Linked DNA regions of Homo sapiens: region 2 is linked to region 1. A link is an interaction called in ENCODE POLR2A ChIA-PET data of the cell type or tissue named here. Cell type or tissue: MCF 10A. All regions are shown on one strand. Each heading gives the region's core, and the rest is flanking DNA. Links, peaks and the distances in the headings are about the cores only.

The links. ChIA-PET counts read pairs that join two places held together with the same protein. Peaks named below come from ENCODE experiments on the same cell type or tissue, not always from the same donor. Only the 100,000 strongest peaks of a DNase experiment are listed, where the experiment ranks them.
Region 2: POLR2A ChIA-PET joins it to region 1 with 12 read pairs; 2 of 35 experiments call an interaction of 5 or more read pairs at or near these places.

What each region holds. Positions count from the first base shown.
Region 1 is chr4:112,097,170-112,103,551 of GRCh38, forward strand. All of the region lies in intron 1 of LINC02945 (long intergenic non-protein coding RNA 2945), which reads right to left. Among named protein-coding and RNA genes, the nearest start is that of LINC02945, 12 kb to the right of the region's middle. In MCF 10A, for the core only: a CTCF peak has its summit at 2,703 (motif pointing right); a DNase peak (open chromatin) is centred at 2,702.
Region 2 is chr4:112,211,286-112,217,667 of GRCh38, forward strand. No RefSeq gene overlaps it. Among named protein-coding and RNA genes, the nearest start is that of AP1AR, 17 kb to the right of the region's middle. RefSeq lists a silencer at 1,948-2,242. In MCF 10A, for the core only: a CTCF peak has its summit at 3,605 (motif pointing right); DNase peaks (open chromatin) are centred at 2,766 and 3,616.

The sequences.
Region 1 (6,382 bases), core at 525-5,524:
TAAATCATTCTACCAAAAAGACACTATGCACCCATATGTCATTGCAGCACTATTCACAATAGCAAAGACATAAAATCAAACAAGATGTCCATCAGCAGTTGATTAGATTAGGAAAATGTGGTACATATACACCATGGAATGCTATGCAGCCATAACAAGAATGAAATCATGTCCTTTGCAGCAATATGGATGCAGATGGAGGCCATTATCCTAAGCAAATTAATGCAGGAACAGAAACCAAATACTGCATGTTCTAACTTACAAGTGGGAGCTGAACACTGGGTACTCATGGACATAAAGATGGGAACAATAGGCATTGGGGACTACTAGAGGTGGGGAGGAAGGGAGGGAGGCAAGGGTTGAAAAATAAACTATTGGGTACTATGCTCACTTCTTCAGTGACAAATTCAATCATATCCCAAACCTTAGCATCACACAATATGACCATGTAACAAATTTGCACATATACCCTCTTTATCTAAAATAAAAGTTGAAATTATTTTTTTAAAAAACCTGGAGATTCCAGGTTAAAAAGACTGAGGAGCAATTAGATATGGGTCCTAATCTCAATAAGTGCATAAGAGGGAAATGAAGATGACAATATAACAATATAGATCATCCTCTTAAATTTAGGATTATAATAAATTCTAAGGCCAGGGAATGTTAAGGTTTTAGGAGAAGAACCATGGTTTAACACATAAATAAGATGCTGCTCTCAAGTATATTTTCTTTTACCTAGCATTGTTTTTAATTGGGAGGCCTGTTTAAAAGGAAAACCAATGGTTTAAAAACAAACAAAAGAAAAGTAAGCAGTGGTACCGCTAACGCTAACTTCAACACCAATAACTGAAGCCAACCCCTTGGCCTTGCTGCTGATAAAGATGTGAGTGCTCTGAGCTCCTGACATATGTCCTGTTGATTAATGCAGTTCATGGAAGAATTGTCACTTCAGCTGATGTCCTGAATTTCTACAGCTGATAGAACCATGGTTCTCAAATTTTAATGAGCAGAAGACTTACCTGCACTAATTTTACCAATTGCAGACTTCATCCCCAGAGAGTCTAATTCAATAGATCTGCAGTGAAAATCTTTCACTGATCACACACCCTAGATGATTGTGAAGCAGGAGATCCATAGACCATGTTTTAATGATCACTTACTCTCTAGGTTTTTTAGGACATAAACACCTGGATTCAGAGTGTGAATCTGACTCTGTGATGTGAGCTCCAATTGAGGTATAGTGGCACAGCTAAAAGAAAGATTAATTTTGCTTAATGAAAAGGGAGGCAAAAGAAGAATACAAGGAATCCCTAAAGAGAAGATGATATTTGACCTGTGATTTAAAAGATAAGAAGAAGGCCGGGCATGATGGCTCATGCCTATAATCCTAGCACTTTGGGAGGCCAAAGTGGGCAGATCACCTGAGGTCAGGAGTTCAAGACCAGTCTGGCCAACATGGTGAAACCCTGTTTCTACCAAAAATACAAAATTAGCCAGGCATGGTGGCGGGCGCCTGTAGTGCCAGCTACTCGGGAGGCTGAGGCACGAGAATTGCTTGAACCTGGGAGGCAGAAGTTGCAGTGAGCCGAGATCACAATGCCACACTCCAGCCTGGGTGACAAGAGCGAAACTCTATCTCAAAAAATTAAAATTAAAATTAAAAAAAAAAGATGAGAGGAAATTTTCCAACTAGGAAGGAGCAAAAAGAGAAAGAACAAGGAATAAGGAAAATGCCTACAGAAGAATGGCAGATCAGATGGCAAAATATGAAACCACAGCGATAGACTTGGGCCAGTTTACGCAGAGCTTTGTGTTCTGTGACACATAATTTATCTTGTGGCTGTTGGTTCCCAAATGAAACAGCTGTACCAGAAATCTTCTGAGGCATTTATTAAAATTCCCAGGGTCTCCAGTAGAGCTACTGAATCAAATCCCTTGAGGAGAGATCTGAGTATCTGGAGTTTTAAGAAGGGTTCCCAGCACTCTGATAAGCAGCCAGTATAACTACTGGTAGACCAAGGGCTAGTCTGAGCCCTCATCTAAGGGCTCTAAGCATCTAAGTGCTTCAGAGAATGCAGCATCCGAGAGTTGCTGTCAGGAATGATCCAGCAAGGGGAGGAAATCATAGTTGAGAGGTTCCATAGCCAGAAATAGGTCAGCGCCAGAAAATTTCCATAGAGAAAGGCATAGATGACAAAGATGTGAGTTAAGTGAGTGAGCTGGACTACAAAAGCAGAAGGTATGGACACAGAAGGCAGTTTCTGGAAATAAAGGCAAAGTACAACAGAGAGTTGTCCTATGTGAGATGAGACAAAGATGGACTTCTGATGTGTATGAGGTGCTGCCAGAGATGGCTTAACAGCAGCCATCCTTAATCCAGCTGATGCCTTTCAGCTGGAGTTGAAAAGGTATCCAGTTCAGTTAGCAGTTGAAAAGACAAAGCTAGGAAAACATCAGGAAAAAATATCAGAGTTGGAGTTTGAACATTATGGTTCAATAGAAACTACAGAAGTAGATGGCATTGCTGGAGAGGTAAAAACGGACTTTTAAGGGACAGAGTAGATTTTTTAAAAGGCATTGAATTGGCAAGAGGAGGAGGGAGTAATGTGAACTGTCTTTTGTAAATACATGGGATGTAGGATTGAACCGTTTCCATTATCTAAGCATGTAGAACCGTTCTTTAAACTACCAGTAGATGGTGCCATAGTTTTGGAAAATAATAAAGGTAAACAAAGCCAATAATGTTACATGTAAAAACCTTGTCTTATGTTAACTTAAAAAAAAATAGGATTTATAAATGTAGATTTAGAAAAGGAAAGACTTTGTTTCTTCTAAAGGCATTTAGAAAAATGCCTCCCGCAAGACCAGAGACAGGCACTTCACAGGAGGAGTGCTTGGAGTGGGAGCTTTATGCTGAACAGGTTGGCTAAACGTACATATTCAACAGGTATAGGAGGAGCTATGAATATTCATGAGGGTGGTCCTGACACATATTGGATGTTACATGCTTATTGAACAAACATGCATGTAACATGACCCATGTTTACTTTGGGGTGGAGACTTAACATTTAAATGTATTTACAATTAGGCCCTATAAATCAAAAGTTTCTTTCAGGGCAGGAAGGCATACAAGTGCACAATATCTGTAAACCGCCCAGAACCAGTCCATGGTCCATGATCTTCTGATCAGGAGAAAGTTATTGAAATCAGTCTCTTGTCCAATCAAAGCTATAGCTATGGCTGGTGGAACAGGGAGTGGGTGGAACAGGGAGTGGGGGTCAGAATCTGGTAGAGGTGCAAATTGTTTTAATATTGCTTATCTCGAAGCCAGTGCTTGTTTAGCTGACAGAGAAAAAGAAAAACCTAGTTTATTACTTAAGTGTAGGGGGTGCGTGAATTAATCCTTGCCTGGCATGGCCTTAGGTCCTGTTTGTATCATGGTGTAATATGGTATCTTACTGCCACGAAGAGTTTGTTCTGTCAGTCTTATGATCTCTATTTTAACATTAATGCTGATCAGTTGTTCTGTCTAAACCATAAAAGAGAAAGGGTTTAATGAGATGTGTCTGACCTCCCATTCCATCATGGCTGGGAACTCAGTTTTAAGGTTTTCCTGGAGTTCTCTTGGGCACAATGGGGGTTTGTTCAGTTGGTGGGGAAGGGGGGTAGGATTTTATTTTAAGTTTATATTAAAAATAAATAAATAAATAAAACTTATGATAAGGAATGACTAAAGCCAAATTAAGATAACATATCAATACCTGAAGGCTTATTTATTGTTCAAGACTCATATTCTCAGAACTTTATACTCCATTTTAGTTTTAATTTGTGACCAATAAATTGCATAATGTGGGGATGGTTCACATGATCATCAAAACCACAAACAACATAAAAACTTTGAAGAATATGGAATATGGCTGTCAGTTTTAAAATGTTCACTTGCTATAAAGAAGCTAGCCACTTTCATAGTGTTATGACTATCATGAGTTCCAAGCACTTTTGCCTTCAGAGCCCCTTCCTTCATTGAAAAGAATACACATACACACACACATGCACACACACAATTATATTTTGTGACTGCTTTGGTATACACCCCAGGCTGGATTAATTATTAAATATTATCATTATATCTTTCCTTCTGAATTAGAAATAAAATTCATATATTTTTGTGGGCCCCTAAAAATATTGTGAGCACTATACACTTTGTACAGTAATTAAGTCCATACAATGGATGTCTAGCTACCATAAAAATGAAACTTAAATAGAAAATTAAATAGAAAGTAAAAATAAATAGAAAGTAAAACTAGAGGGAGACAATGACTTTGAGGGCAAGTTGTCCATGGCAAAATTGAAATTCTTTGGAAGTTTTATGTGCTATCTTAAAATCATATCCAAATATTACAAAAGATGTATTTTAAATTGCTTATCAGGGAAAAAGAAGAAAAACAAAATTTCTTACCTGATTCATTGGTTAATGGATAAGGTAATATTGCAGAGTTGCCTTGTCCCTGAAAATTATTACCCAAAACTTACTGCTGAAAGCAGCAGAATTAAGTATGTCATGAGATATTGATCAAGTACAGTTCCAACAGGAAGAAGAACCGATTTATGGAAAAGAATATTTTTATTTTGAGAGTTCTAAGATTCTTTTTTGTAAAGAGGGGAAGGATGGAAGCAGAAGAGAGCTGCTATTATTTTTCTTAGTTTCTAATTTGGAAAAAGGAAGTGTATGACTGCAACATTTGAGAGTCTAAAATTTTAAGAAAGGGCCTACATAGTACAATAATAGCAATTTTAAATATAATCCAAAATCAAGAGTCAGAGAATTGGAGAGTAGGAGGGGCTGGTAATAGGGATTCCTGGAGAAGCAAAGAGAGAAATTCTAGGGCATTCTGAGAGATATAAAGTGAGATGAAGCAGCTTTGGGTGTCTGCAGGCCAGGAATCATGGTCAAGGATCAAAACTCAGGAATAGGGGCCACCCTCCTACTGGGTGATGACTTTGAACACCATCCTTGCTGTGGAAATTGTTTAAATTTAACCTATATCCTGTGATTTTTGCTCAACTTCAAGTATTGACGGAGAATGTTTTAGCTTTTAATTTGTCCTTAATCTTTTACATATTAAAATAGTACTTCATCTAAAGCTTTATGTTGTCAAACAAAAGAGTTCTTTATTCAAATTGTAATGGCAAAATTTGCCTTTTTAAAAACTCTGATTTTCTTTCAATGTTCATACTTTATAAAGATAAGGTGGGGGGATGTTCATTTACCTAGTTGATTTACACCATAATGTCTATTTTTGCCAAAGAGTTTGTTTCCCCTCTTTACCCCATGAGAGATGGAGAAGGAGTCGGGTAGGTTGGGGATAGGATGTTCAATGAGCACTTTGCACAGGGAAGACAAGCAATATAGAATTTTTATGGACCTCCAAACAATCCTGACCTTTGGCAGTTCCACTCTGACATGAATAAGTGTAAGGCAAGTCATATAGCATTTAACATTTGCCTTCCATTCTATCTATCAAGTTTGCACTACATCCACCATGAAGAGTGAATTCCCTGATGGGCAGCCATTAAGAGAGGCAGTAGAGAGTTTAGAATCAAATTGCCTGGGTTCAGATCTGGTCACTGCTACTTAATGGCTATATAATCTTAGGCAAGTGAGTTAGCTTCTCTAAGCCTCAGTGTCATTATCCATAAAATGGAGATAATGACAACATCTACATTATAAATAATAATGAGGATTAAATGAGATAATCCATAAATAAGCTCATAGCACTTGGCACAGAATAAAAGTTCTAAATTAGGTATTGGCCGTATTATTTGCTATTCCAAGAAACAGCACTCAGAACACGTCTGTTAAGGATGGCTGAGGCTCTGTGTGTCACTCAGAAAAGAGCTGGGGGCAGAGGAGCAACCCCAAGGCCTCTGCCAAAAGCAACTTGAAAGTTAAACTCGTGTTTTTGTCCAATGGCATTGAACAAGAAATAAAAGGTCAACCGCCATTTCCTCTGGAATCTGGCTTGTGATGTGACATCCGGGAATTGGCCCAATTCGTGGGTAGAGACAAACAAATCTTCCTCCCTACAAGCTTACATACCTACCTTTATTCTAACCTTCATCTCTACATAATCCCCATTCCTCAAAAGTTTATAAAATAATTGCCTTGTGCAAATTAGCATTGTTCAAGTGCAATCCTAAATAACACTGACGCATATTTCTATTTCTGCTATTGGTTTTTGTGACAATGATAAAGACATGCTATTTCCTGAAACAATAAGTGACCCTTTGATTTTAAAATTTGGCCTTTTTTTTTTTCCTTTTACAGACCACTTCTTATTTCATAGTGCATTACTATATTATTATTTACAAAACATTCTTT
Region 2 (6,382 bases), core at 691-5,690, 110 kb after region 1:
GCAGACCATATTTAAAATATCTTCATGATATACTAATTCTTAAGTTTTACTTTGAAATCTATCAAAAAGAAAGGTAATGTGACACATAAATAAAAGCAAATTTGATTATTTTACAGATTTTCATTATAATAGGACAGTGGTTCTGGTCATTTTTAGACATCTTACCACCAAGCCTGAACTACCACGCAGTAAAAACTGACAACAATCTGACCCTAAATATCAAATTAGACTCATTACAGCAAGTAACTAGCAGCTTATGTATGATCAAAATCTGATTTCTCATAGCCATGAACATATTTCCTTCCTTTACACACTGACCAAGAAGTCTGTATTTTAATTACTATAAATTATACCTTATTATGACTAATCTAAAAATGGGAATCCTTTTTTAATGTTGGGCATATACAGCAGTTATTAAATTTCTATGTTTTATTGGTAGATTTCAATGAAAACATCTAAATTCTCTGGGGTTTTCTCTGTAATTATTTGGTTGTTAATATAGTATAATAAGAGGACAATAAAATCACTGAATGGGGCTGAACCCCTCATTTCTCTTTTCTTCCCCTACACACATGGCATATTCATGTAATTTCATTTTAAGGTGTTAATTAAGGCTGGCATGGTGGCTCACGCCTATAATCCCAGCACTTTGGGAGGTTGAGGCGGGAGGATCGCTTGAGTGCAGGAGTTCAAGATCAGCCTGGGCAAAATAGTGAGAGCCCTACAACAAATAAAAAATGTAAATTAGCCAGGCATGGTGGCAAAAGTCTGTGGTCCCAGCTACCTGGGAGGCTGAAGTCGGAGGATCACTTGAGCCTGGGAGGTTGAGGCTGCAGTGAGCCATAATTGTACCACTGCACTCCAGCCTGGATAACAGAGCAAGACCCTGTATCGAAACAAAGAAAAAAGTTGTTAATTAAAATATTTTTGTTTAGCATTCAATAGGAAATTGTTGCTGAAACACCAGGTATTCTGTCTAGGTCCTGCTGCTCACAGCTCATAAAGCCAATCACTGAGACAACAATTATTGCCAAGGAAGAAGGCTTTAACCAGGTGCTACAGCTGAGGAGATGGGAGATCAATCTCAAATCCATCTCTGACTAACTAAAATTAGGCGTTTATATAGCAGGAAAGAAATGTAACAATGTATAAGAAAACAGCAACTAGGGAGGGGTAAGGAAGTGATCATAATGAATGAAGGGACTGCCATCTCATTGTCTGGATGCAGTGATCTTGTGAGTTTCAGTTCTTTGACACATTTTTTAAGAGGACTTCTGGAGGAAGAAGCCCAGATAAAATAAATGTAAGTTTCAAGCTTTAAGACCAGAACAGTTAATTTCTATGTTTATGAAAAAAACAATCTATGGCAGCAGTCTCCAACATTTTTAGCACCAGGGACTGGTTTCGTGGAAGACAATTTTTCCACAGACAGTGAGGGCCATGGTTGTGGGATGAAACTGTTCCACCTCAGATCATCAGGCATTAGATTCTCATAAGAAGCATGCAACCTAGATCCCTGGCATCCACAGTTCACAATAGGGTTCACACTCCTAAGAGGATCTAATGCTGCTACTGATCTGACAGGGGATGGAGCTCAGGTGGTAATGCTCACTCGTAGCTCACCTCCTGCTTTGCAGCCCGGTTCCCAACAGGCCATGGATGGGGGCTGGGGACCCCTGGTCTATGGGACTATTGGGTCAGTTTCAAAATGTTTATGCCAATAAAATAGACTTTTCTTATAACCTTGAATTAGTTATCTGCTGCTACATAGCAAATTACCCCAAATCATAGTGACTAAAAATAAAAATTTTATTATCTCAGTTTCTGTGAATCTGGAATTTAAGAGCCACTTAGCTGGGTGGCTCTGGCTCAGGAGCTCTCATGAAGTTGCTAGAGCTGCAGGCATTCACAGCCTTGATTGAAACTGGAGGATCCATTTCTACAAAGGCTCACGTGCATGGCTATTGGCAGTAGGCCTCAGTTCCTCATTGCACATAGAGCTGTTTCATGTATCCTCCCAACTTGTCACCTGGCTCCCGCCCCACCCCCAGGCCAGTGATCTGAAAGAGAGAGCAAGGAGCAGGCCACAAAGCATTCTATGATCTCATCTTGGAAGCTGCACATTATCACTTCCACCATACTCAATTCATTAGAAGTGAGTCCCTAAGTGCAGCCCATACTCAGAGAGAGAGGAATCAGTCTCCACCTTTAGAAGGGAGGAATGGCAAAGAATTTGTGGATGTATTTTAAAATCTCTACAAATCCCTTTAAAATAAGTTGATTCGTATGAGTATACTTTATGCTTTAAAAATAAGCCTAATATATGTATTAATTTGCCTCTGAATCTTACTTTACTAATTTTGAAAGTTATATGATCGGATTGTAATTCTTTTGTTTCAAAATTTTTTCTCCATTTCATATATTATTACTCTCTGTGAGAAAAAGTCAAAGACTAACAAGAAAAGTACTGTGATAAAGATTACTAATTCTCATCACATATCCATGTGCTTGTGTATATTTCACTGCCTTCCTTTGGGGACTTATGACAATTTTTGGCCAATAAAATGTAAGTGGTAGTAATGAATGTCACATAAATGATAAAAGAGTTAAGAACTAAGTTGCCTTTTTTTATCCCTCTTTTTCCTTGCAATGGCAACCTTGAACAACACATGTTCTAGCTGGTACAGCTACAAGAAGAAAGAGGGTGTCCTAATAGTGGATTGTGTTGTGAATGAAAAGTAAATGTTTATTATTTTAAGCCACTAAAATGCGGAAATCAACTTTTTAGTCAGCATACCGTACCGAGGGGTGACTAACACATATTGCTTCATTTTAAATGTAGCAATACAAATGTAAAAGTACAGTTCTCTTAGGTCTTGAACAAATTTTTAATTGGAAATTAAGCTATTTCCACTTAAAAACAAGTAATAGAAACTAATACTAGAATATTTAAATCCAGTCAGTGCAGCCTCATGCAGGTAGCTGTGATCTAACTGTAGACCAAAAGAAAAATAGCCTTGAGTAAAAAAACAACTTTAAGAAAGAATTGATAGAGCTTTAATTTCAGAAAAACCCAGAGATTAAGAGAAATGATAAAAGAAGTTTATGACCTTATAGTGAATCCATTCTAAAGTGATACTTCTGAAAGCTGAATGTAAGACTTAAAAAAAACTATGAAAGCAAGAAAAAAAGAATCAAATAAGCATATTCCTAATGTTTGGAGGCTAAAATCTAAGATAATGTTTTATGTGTGACAAAGCCTAGGGCCATTAACATACTAAGTGTGAAAACTGAAACTAAAACTAAATCCCTAAATTAATCACTGTATTTTAGACATCTTGTCATATGTGTCTTTGGTGGAGTAGAAGGTAGACTGAATGAAGGAGGTGAGGAGAATGATGTTCTTCCAAAGAAAAAGTGAAAGAATTGGGAATTAAGAAAAGGAGAGGCAGGAAAGATTCATAAATTGGCAGGAGAAAGAGGGAGCAAGATTATTTTAAATAAAGAAAAATAAGTAGTGATAATGAATTCCATTCATTCAAAAAGAAAAAAAAGGCCCAGTGCATTTATTTCATTTTTTTACCTGCAGGTGGCAGCTCTTCCTAAATATGTCATGGAAATGTCCATGAGTATTTCTGCATTGTCTTCCTGTAGGCAATCCTCAGAACTGAATCCCAGCTCTCAAAATAAACACAAAAACAAACAAAACCACCAAAAAAACAAAAGACAAAAACTATATTGCCATTACTTCTCAGTATAGCACTAAAAAAGAAAATTCTTTAAACAGCTTTAATTCCCCCCCAAAAATGTAAAACAAATGCCTCCAGGGAGTATAATAGAAACAAAATAACAAGTATATGACTATTTCTTCCAATATAGTAATTGTCAGTTACTTCCTGAACTTCTTGGGGTTGTGTCTTGTTTTACTTTGTTTGTTTTGTAAGTTTTTAATTGTCTGAACACATTGGCCAAATTACAAAAGGCCAGAATTACACTAATTATATTAAAAAAATTAAATACACAGGAAGACCACTGTGTATTTTTTCAAGGATACATATATGTCCAAATAAGTATTAGGAGAGCATATTGTAAAGGCATATGTTACATGCATTAATTCTAGTGTCTGGAGGAGAGGGAATGGGATTAGAAATAGAAGATGAAAGGAGAAAAATAATGAAGTTGATTTAGAGTTATCCCAAGTATTTCATGGTTTTTGTTTCTTTTGTAAATAGTATTTTTAAATTTTCTATTTTAAACTGCTTACTGTTAGTACATAGATAAATATAATTGATTTTTGTATATTTACCTTATATCCTAAAATGTCGCTACATTCACTCTCACTGGCTTCTTTTCCTTTATGTAATCCCAGTGTTCCTCAGCTGCAGATCCACTGTTAGCATCTACCATGTATAAGGTGCACAGCACATGCCAAGCACTATGGCAGATACTTTATATATCTTCCCTTCACACCACATGGCCTCTCTTCCATTTCCACATATTCTCTTATTGACTTCATCTGCTGCTCTGCCCTGACTTCCAACTCTAGTGTCTGTAGGCCTCACCTTTACCCACAGTGTAGTTTCACATTTCCAGTAGATTTCTGGACTTTGTCGTATTGTTTCTCATTGACCCCTCAGACTTGATATGTCTGAAATGGAAAGCATACTATTGTGCCATTCCAGCTTCCATCTTATATTCTATCAGAAAATATGTGCTAAAAAGTTACCACAGAAAATATTGTAGTATATTTCAAGTCACTCTATACACTGAAAAAAAAATCCATATACCTCAAACCCTATAAATTTGTATGCTTTATGATGTGACATTCCTTACCTCTGTCATTTGACCATGCTAAAGGGAAAGAAAAAAGTTGTCACCTTTTGACAAAGCAGCTAAAGAATCATCACAAAATATAATAAGTACCCACAATAAGTTGAACACATAATTCCTAAAAATAATGAACTCCTCAGAATTTAGAGAGAAAGAGATTAATAAAAGTCACTTTCTGAGTTAACTTTTCAAATGGTACTGATAATATTAGCGTGTTCTCCAAATTCCATCAAAAAGACCATGCTGCTCCTTAATTTTATCAAAGAGAGTAAATATAATGATAACTTTAGGAATAGTTTATTATTTATATTTATTATTGTCTACAACAGTGCCATTCTACAATAACTGAAGAATAATGATAAATATGGGGTGTAAAATGTGAGAACCAAAGAGCAATGATTTGTCAATATTTATCTACTTTATCTATAGCAGAAGGTATTGTGATTAACCAATTCAGGCTCTCTGGTCAGACTAATTATGTCCCTATATTAAGAAGCTATCCTAGTTAAATGACAACTGTTCACAGCCTCAACTCAGCCCATTTGCTCTTCATACCTACCACACAACTCTTTGGTATACCAACAGGCCTTTCTTATTGGGAAAAATTGTGCTCAAAAGTCAACTCCTGGGAGACGGATAAATTGAATTCCTGTGCCTCTGAATCTAGCACACACCTGAACCTTTAACCAGAAGTGACTGATCTGTCTATGACACAGCTCCTCCCTACGGCTGAACAAGTGGAATCTAGTTTCTTGCTCCCCAACACACTTTATAGTCAGCTTTACTTATATAAGCTTTTGCTTGGTATGACCTAACGAAGTTTCCAATTTTTATTATAGGCCTGGAATTTCACTCTTCAAACAGTAAATTCATTTGCTTTAGCTTAAAATACTTGAATAGATTTTTTTTTTAAAAACTATACATGTCTTATCAAAATACTTGAAGGAATTTGGGAAGGGAAAAATCCATCATTTTGTTACTTTAATACAGCTATTATTATTTTTTGTTCTCCTTTCTGGCCAAATTGCCTTATAAAAAAATGACAACAGTTGACAACTCAGCAATGTGTGTACACAGTGGTAAACTTTTTCTGTAAAAGGGCAGATTGTAAATATTTTGGGCTTTGCAAGTCATACAGTTTCTAAAGCAACTTCTCAACTCTGCTCTTGTAGCACAGAAGCAGACATAGACATTAAGAAAATGAATAACCGTTGCTTTGGTCCAATATAATTATTTGGGAATGATAAAATTTTAATTTCATATAATTTTCACGCAGCACAAAACATTATTTTTCTTTTGTTTTTTCTTTTTTTCTCCAGCATTTGAAAGTGTAAAAACCAGTCTTAGCTTGTGTGCCATCCAAATGTGGACAGTAGGCTTGATACTCATGAACACAGAGTTGACCAGCCCTATTTAAAAATAGACCATTTCTCTAGTTTTGACCTATGTCCTGAGCTCTATAGACAAATTTTCAGCTTTTTCCTGTTTATCGTGATACGAATATTCCAACAGCATGTTAAACAAAAGACGTTTAAAACCTAACTCAGAACTT